Regions from separate parts of the Homo sapiens genome. Here all the other regions are linked to region 1. A link is a contact called in ENCODE Hi-C or POLR2A ChIA-PET data. All regions are on one chromosome and are shown on one strand. The core of a region is the stretch at or near the end of the contact, and the rest is flanking DNA. Distances in the headings are between cores, read along the strand shown.

Region 1 (2,648 bases), core at 53-2,552:
GTGATATGCTCTCTCTTTACAAACTATTAGTGAAGTAAAATAGATTTCTCTGGCTTCCAAAACAGAGAAAATGATACTTTGAGATGAGGCAGTTAGAAATGAGGCATGACACAATAGCTAATAGATTTTGTTTTCTGTCTTGCTTTCTTTCCCTCTCCTACCTTTCTATATTGCTTCATACTGAACTATCTTTAGATATAAGAGTGTATACTAAACTCTGTTTACTCTAAAATCCTTTACCATTGTATACACTTGCATTATAGTAAGAGTATGAGCATCATTTTGTATTCTATGTTTTTCCAGTATCATATATACAGTAAATCTATTATGTCAGTCCCTGAAATTACCATTTTTTGTTTGTTTTGAGATAGGGTATCACTCTGCCGCCCAGGCTGGAGTGCATTTGTGCTATCTAGGTTCACTGCAGCCCAACCTCCTGGGCTTAAGCAATCATCCCACCTCAGCTTCCTGAGTAGCTGGGACCACAGGCGTGCATCGCCACACGTGGCCAATTTTTGTATTTTTTGTAGAGACGAGGTTTTGCCATGTTGCTCAGGCTGGTTTCAAACTCCTGAGCTCAAGCAGCCCACGTGCCTCGGCTTCCCAAAGTGCTGGGATTACAGGCATGAGCCACTATGCCTGGCCTGAAATTACAATTCATAATGGCTTTATAGTAAAGCATTGTAATACTATATTGTACTTCATATAACAATTTATTTACTGCTTGCCATTTGTACTTGAGTTTTTCCAGTTTTTCAGTATATAATAATGAAATATGACATGGCTCTAAGCATCTTTATGTAAATTACTTCATTGTCTTTGTGTCTATTTTTTTCATGAAATATTCCCAAATAAATAATTATTGAACTAAAATGTAATAAAGGATATTTTTAAAATGGTAACCAGCTGCCAGACTGTTTCTCAGAAAGCTTGAACTGATATTCCATACCATGGATAATATTTTATCATAGCAATACAAAGTTTAAGCACTTAAATTTTTTTTTTTTTTGGCCAGTTTGATAGATGTAACTTACTCTATTATTTAAATCTTTTCATCTTCTCTGCGGTTAAAATAGAATGCTTGTAAAATTGGGACATGAATTTAGGGCAGAATCAGAGTGACAGCTTTCCGACAGATGACCTCTCCCTCATCAGTGTTATTTTCCAGTTTCTTTGGCTCATTTTGCAGTGAACAACCTAACAGGGTGAAAGTTCCAGATACTCTGACAAGGTGATGGTTTTGAAGAGAAGTTCTGCTGCTGGGCAGAAGAGGGCACTGTTTGTTTGTACTGAGGCAGAACAAACCCTGACCTGTTTAGAGAGAGCAATCACTGTCAGAGCCAGCTCTTCACTTCACACTTGTGGTCCTGTGACCACTGTGGTGGCGACCGCAGCTCCTTCCATGCATGACAAGTCCTGTTAAGCATTGAATTTGTTATTATGCACTGAGGTCTGTGAAGTTCCTGCCTCCTAGAAGACCAATGGAATCATTTACACTGCTGTCACCGAGGAGTTAGCACCCAGGCAGTTGCCTACCACAAGAAGGAGGGCTGGTTTGCTCCAGGAGACACCAGCCGGTCCGGACACCTGCAAGACTCTGGGGAACCACAAGGTTAATTAGAATTTGATGAGCAGTGAAGGTCAGGAATTTAGAAAGGCTGGAATAGCAACCAGACTAGGATTGTAAGAACATTTTTGTTAAAATTAAGAAGTAATACCCAAGATTTTTAGGCCAACCACATTTCTGTATTTCTTGTTTTTTTTGTTGTTGTTTATTTTTTCTAGTTAAAAAAAGTCACATAGGAAATGTACAAATGCATTATTATTACAAAAGATTAAATCACACTATGAAGTGCTGAGCAATCTGTATTCTCTCTTTGGCCTCTTCATTCCACTCACACTCCCTTTCTCAAAGGCCACTGCTGTTAATAGTTTGATGACTTTGTTGTGGGCCTTTACAGACACAGGTGCATACACTGTACACATATATCTTTTTTTCTCTCCAAGAGTGGGATCTTGCCATACATATTATCCTGAAACTAGTTTTTTCCCCCACTTAACCATAAATCGTGTCACTGTTTCCATGAGTTCAAATTGGTCTTCTTTTGCATAACTATCTGTAATATGGATTATCATGAATTAATTAACCATTATACTGATGAAACATTAAGGTTTTCAATTTTCACTATTACAAATAATGCAAAGTGAATGTTCTTGTGTTTGTAACTCTGTGCACAGACTTCAGTGTTTCTGTAGGATGGATGCCAGATGTAAAATTGCAAGGTCAAATTTTATGAGCACTTAAAGTTTTAATAGATGTGGTCAAATTGCCCTCCAAAAAGGGAGAAGGTAACTTCTATTTATTTATTTTTACTATACTTTAAGTTCTAGAGTACATGTGCCAACGTGCAGGTTTGTTACATATGTATACATGCGCCATGTTGGTGTGCTGCACCCATTAACTCGTCATTTACATTAGGTATATCTCCTAATGCTATCCCTGCCCCCTCCCCCAACCCCACGACAGGCCCTGGTGTGTGATGTTCCCCACCCTGTGTCCAAGTGGGGAGAAGGTAACTTCTTAAAGTTATTGATATGTGCAGTCACGAGAGTGTTTGATGGTGCTAAACAGAAGAAACTCTTATGTT
Region 2 (2,648 bases), core at 103-2,602, 1.1 Mb after region 1:
GAACCCGAGATCAGGCAGAATTCCTAAGCTGTGCTCCCAGATTTCCTGCTTTCTAGTTCTGTGGCACTGAGTAAGTCACAAACTCTGACACTTAATTGCCTCATCTATCTACCTACCTCTCAGGGTGGAAGTGAGGAAATTGGGCCTTTTTATAAATGGACTTTTCTATGCAAAAAAAAAGTTTACTAATATCATACTAATATATATTAATATCAACATTTACCAATATCTGGTGTTTTATTATTGTGTAAAATTGTTTTTATTGACTCAGTCATACTCAGCTTTTTAAAAGCTGTTACCAGGTCCAATATTTCTTCATAAATACCAAATTAGTACATGAGTCATTGCATTTCATAAGGTGAAACCTATTCACATCATGGATCTGTACATACTGAATCAGTCCCACCAGACGGCTGATAAATAATGAGTGATTGGATTGTTTTGTGAAGATATTACTCATATGATCACTATAAAATCTAATCCGTATGAGAATTATTTAGCAGCCAATAAAGAATCCTGAAAAATCTGTTTTCAGGAAAAAAAAAAAGTGAATGGGTGAGGTGGCTTATGCCTGGAATCCCAGCAATTTGAGAGGCCGAGGCCAGGATGACCTGACATCAGGAATTCCAGACCAGCCTGGCCAACATGACGAAACCCCATCTCTATTAAAAATACAAAAATTAGCTGGGCGTGGTGGCACACTCCTGTAGTGCCAGCTACTTGGGAGGCTGAGGCACAAGAATTGCTTGAACCCCAGGGGCGGAGGTTGCAGTGAGCTGAGATCACACCACTGCACTCCAGCCTGGGTGACAGAATGAGACTCTGTCTCATAAATAAATAAAAAGTTATATCTGTCTTCCAGCTATACTTACCACTGCTCATTAACCAAATATAATTCTACTCTAGGAGTGGCCTGCATCTGTGGCCTTCATCAGCTCAGAAGACTAAAAGAAAGCAATGCTTTGGGATTTTGCTTCTGTTTCGTTTTGTTTATTTAAGAATTCTACCCACTTCAATCTAATGGTCAGTAACAAACAAATGCTACTGCAATCCTTCATTCATCAGTAGATTTTTAATTTCTGCCTTCTTAATGGCTTTGCTTAGTATTGAATTGTTTAAAAGTGTTCTTAGACCTCAGAAGAGTTTAAATATGCAGGATGTTGATAGATGGGGATTCTAGTGTGCTTGTATCCAGTGTATTTTTTATTGAAATGTGGGAAAAATAATAATACAGAAGGAATATATTTTTAAACCATAATTTGTGACTTGTCATCAGAAAAAAAATAAAGAGCAATAAGTGACTTTTTATTTCCTGATTACTTTTGCTATGGTAACTAGTAACATGAGGGTTCACATTCTACTATGAGTAGCTGTGAGTGAGATGCCTACAGGCATCCCCAGCTCATATTTGTACAGGAGCCAGGCAGTTTTCACTCTACGAGAAGGAAATCCTCAGTGGAAGCATAATAATAAAAATAAATGGAGGGGGCCACATGCGGTGGCTCACGCCTGTAATCCCAGCACTTTGGGAGGCCAAGGAGGGCAGATTGCTTGAGGTCAGGAGTTCGAGACCAGCCTGGCCAACATGGCAAAACCCCATCTCTACTAAAAATACAAAAATTAGCTGGCCATGGTGGTGGGTGCCTTTAATCCCAGCTACTCGGAGGGCTGAGGTGGGAGAGTCGCTTGAACCCGGGAAGCGGAGGTTGCAGTGAGCCGAGATTGCGTCATTGTGCTCTAGCCTGGGCAACAGAGCGAGACTCCTTCTCAAAAAATAATAAATAAATAAATAAATAAATAAAGAGACTCAATATCTCCGGTGACTGAGACTCTATCTCAAAAAATAATAAACAAATAAAGACTCAATATGTCCAGGGAGGGCTAGGCACTGAACAAACTGGAAAGCTTACACTATGTCATAAGATGGAACCTCTATACAAAGTCATTGCCTGAAAAAATGAAGGCCCACTGTGTCCTTGATTTTAGGATTTCTCCAAAGCTTGAAATCCCCAGTCACTGTGCAGGTGAACACTGGAACAGCTGCACAAAATACATCTGTTTGATAGATTTGGCCAGAAGTTTTTCTGAGGAATAGAAATTGCCAAATTCTAGTCTTGACGCTTACAGCTACTACCTAGCCTCTTAGGAAGAGGGCACAGATTTTCTTCTGCTCCAGTAGTTCTCACTGGAGAGTCCAGAGCTAAAAGGTGGGACTCTTCAGGATTTTTGTGAAATCAAAGATACTGTCTATACCAAAATACTGCTTTTTATAAAATATCAGTTTCTGTTTCCTGTGGCCATTATTTCAAAATCAGGTGAAGGCTATTGAGTCCATGATCATTTCTATCATTCCAACCAATTTTGGCTGGAAGCCTAAAAATACCTCTTGATTCACATCAGAGAGCTCAGTCTCAGCAATAATCAATTTGAAGTAGAACACAACTGTTCATTCAGGTGCTTTTGAGTTCAGCAACACTGCTCGAATTCAAGTAGTTGTAAAGCATACATTAGACAAGGGGGGTGTCAACAAGCAGATGCCTGCCCCAGGCTTTCACGAGAGTGGTGGTGTGAACCACTGAGGCACTGTGAATTGGTGGTCAACCCCAAGTGACCATCTCTTTCCCCCTAAGAAAACTTTCTTCTGTGAA
Region 3 (2,648 bases), core at 80-2,579, 1.0 Mb after region 1:
ATCAAGAGCTGTTCTCATAAAAGGCACATCTTTAGATTCTTTCCCTCCCCAAGAATCAAAGAATCACACATGAGCTTATTTGTCAGCTATAGTTTTTAAAATAGACAAAGCAAGAATTTTATGCTCAAGTAATTCCAGATCTTTCTGAAACCAATACTGTCAGATAAGTTGTAAAAAAAAAAAAATCCATCATTACTGCCACTATCAAACCACTGAATATCTGTTTATTCTCTTTAATGTATGACAGAGATAAAGAGTTTTCTAAAAAGGTACTCTATTGCCTTAAAAATAGTCTTGCTTTAGGACACAGACTATTATCACCACAATCAAAGCTACCTCTTCGGCGCTTAGAATGCAATAAGACATAAGAAAGAAAATTACCATGAGATATGAGGCTGAAGAACTTGAATTGTATGTTGCTTTCCACTATTAAGAACAGTCTGCACTATTAGCCTTTCTCTGAGTGTTCAGAGATGTAATTTGTAATGGTACTTCAAGAACATATTGTATGTCCTTGCTTTATTTGAGCAAAAAAATAGAAATCGAATCATTGTTGTACCATTTTCTCTTCAATAATTGCTGTCCATGTTGCAGTTGTCACTTCTATATGATAATTTAAAGATAAGTCAGAGTGTATAATGCATAATATTCAACCTCTCTCTTCTTGGTGATCATTCTTCCAATTATTTTCTTTGGTAAAACAAAAAACTAAGACCTACATCAGTTTTCCTTACACACCACCAATACTAATGTAATTCAAATTCTCACCACATTTCCCCTTCCCCTAGGTTTACCTCATTCTGCATTAATGTTCTAATCCTTACTTTACTATAGCAGAATAAGTATATTATTCATAAACCATTGAGCCTCAACCAAAAGGCCTCGTGTGGTGTAAATTTCAAGTACCCTGCTATTGGTAAGATATTTTACAACACAGAAGTCATTTAAGAATGTCTAAGCCACTGTTATTTTCCAAGATTTAAAAGAGCAAAAATGTTAATGAAAATAAAATTCTACCTTTACACTGCAAAATTATACTTTACTTTTGTCTACATTGGAAAGCATTTTACATAAAGCTGTGCAAGAAATTATCTCTCAGCTCCAAATCTATTTGTCCATTCTGTAAACTTCATTGTGATGCTATGGCTGAGACTCTCAAAACCATGTTTATCCTGACTCTGATGGCTCTATGTTAGGCTCTTCTAACAGGGAGCCCAGATGGAAACTGAAAAGCCTGGTGAAGAAAGAAGAAATATTGTTTTCCTATGGGCTAGCTGACTGCCTGCTATTCCTAACAGCATCACCCTAGCTGTTTTGTTTGCCCAAGGAGCAGCTGCTCCTTCCTGTAATAGCAGCTGAAACCAGTTTGCAATACTTCCAACATTTGCAGTACTATTGCATGGCTTTCAGAGATACTAGAGCTAGCCTGACCCATGTTCCCTCTGCAGAATGAATTTCAGGTCTATGGGTCTTGTCCAAGTTCACCATTAGTGGGATAAATTTCAGCTCTACTAGTCCTTTCCTCCAAGATCTAAGTTTTAATAACTCCAAAGTCTTCTCTCTATTCCCTACCTCTAGAGCTGGAAGCTGCATCCTACAGTTGCCACTTCTGTGATTATTTGTAGTTCTCTTTTACCCTTTCATTGATTTTATTAACAACAATCTTATATCTAGTTAACAGTTACTTACATTTAATATCTATGTTCAAATAACTGGCGTGGTTTCTGTTCCCTGATGGACCCTGATTGATTCAATCACCCTATAGGGGCTGTTAGAGAAAGCATTTTTGTCCCCATTTCAGAAAGGGTAACATTTTGTTAATCACTTGATAAGAGAAAAACCTGGGACTTGGACTCAGTTATCAAATCCATTTATAGCACCTTTTCCATAGAAACTACTTCCTTTTGGACACTGAATAAAATTCTTCTCCTAAATGCTCTACATATCCAGTCAAGAAACGTAGAAAATAAATAAGTTGGCCAAGATGAACATGGCTATTAAAGTCAGATCTTTTGTACAAAGCCCCAGCTTAATTTTCACATCAAGGCTCTTCAATTTCAATAATTTCTAATAGTATTAAGAGTTGGGGTTAAAATGTATTGTTATTCTTGTAGTATAATAAATGGTCATGATCTGTTAAATGTGAGCACATTGAAGAATGCCAAAACAATACTTGTGAGCTCATTATTTCCTATATAGTTTTAAAAGTGGAACTGAAAAAGCAAAAGCAAAATACTAAATGTAATATAGCTCTCTTTTACATTTGCTTGCTGCCAGATATTCTATAAATATAAAAACAGATCTCGGAAGCTGCTGTTTAGAATATAAGTAATGAATTTCCTGATGGGGTGTTCAGTAAAATTTTCCAGACATGAGCTTTCTTCCTCTGGTTGGCCAAATAGTGTGTTTTTCCCTCCTGTCTGCCCAGCGAATGTGTTTCTAAAGACCGCTTTGTGTTCCTGAAAATCACAGGAATTCCTGTATAGTACAACGAAGGCCCTGGCAGCAAAGCCTAATCAAGTTGAAGAAAGCACCACAAATACTTCCCAAATGGCTTTCTTCCACAATTGGCAGTATTAAGACAACAAAAGAAAGTGAAAACAAAGGCTACAAAAATAATACATCAACTTTCCTTCTTCTCTCCTCAT

What was found. Hi-C counts contacts between places; a loop is a spot of excess contacts on that map. ChIA-PET counts read pairs that join two places held with the same protein, here RNA polymerase II (POLR2A). Pooled maps may share reads with other maps.
Region 2: a loop to region 1 is called in a map with no recorded cell type, with 5 times the contacts of the local background. The contact joins two enhancer-like sites. A Hi-C loop is called at or near these places in 1 of 37 single-sample maps with no recorded cell type and 3 of 50 pooled maps. POLR2A ChIA-PET finds 5 or more read pairs at or near these places in 1 of 52 experiments (CD4-positive, alpha-beta memory T cell).
Region 3: a map of endothelial cell of umbilical vein shows a loop between it and region 1 (16-fold over the local background). The contact joins two enhancer-like sites. A Hi-C loop is called at or near these places in 2 of 168 maps with a recorded cell type or tissue (GM12878 and endothelial cell of umbilical vein), 7 of 37 single-sample maps with no recorded cell type and 11 of 50 pooled maps. POLR2A ChIA-PET finds 5 or more read pairs at or near these places in 1 of 52 experiments (activated CD8-positive, alpha-beta memory T cell).

Annotation. Positions count from the first base shown.
Region 1 is chr4:141,306,074-141,308,721 of GRCh38, forward strand. No RefSeq gene overlaps it. Among named protein-coding and RNA genes, the nearest start is that of LINC02432, 25 kb to the right of the region's middle. Within about 2 kb of position 1,303, at least 3 of the 41 ENCODE cell types and tissues checked have a DNase peak (open chromatin) inside an H3K27ac peak, as active enhancers do.
Region 2 is chr4:142,407,724-142,410,371 of GRCh38, forward strand. The region is part of intron 5 of INPP4B (inositol polyphosphate-4-phosphatase type II B); the gene reads right to left. Among named protein-coding and RNA genes, the nearest start is that of INPP4B, 440 kb to the right of the region's middle. Within about 2 kb of position 1,353, at least 2 of the 41 ENCODE cell types and tissues checked have a DNase peak (open chromatin) inside an H3K27ac peak, as active enhancers do.
Region 3 is chr4:142,349,722-142,352,369 of GRCh38, forward strand. The region is part of intron 7 of INPP4B (inositol polyphosphate-4-phosphatase type II B); the gene reads right to left. Among named protein-coding and RNA genes, the nearest start is that of INPP4B, 500 kb to the right of the region's middle. Within about 2 kb of position 1,330, at least 4 of the 41 ENCODE cell types and tissues checked have a DNase peak (open chromatin) inside an H3K27ac peak, as active enhancers do.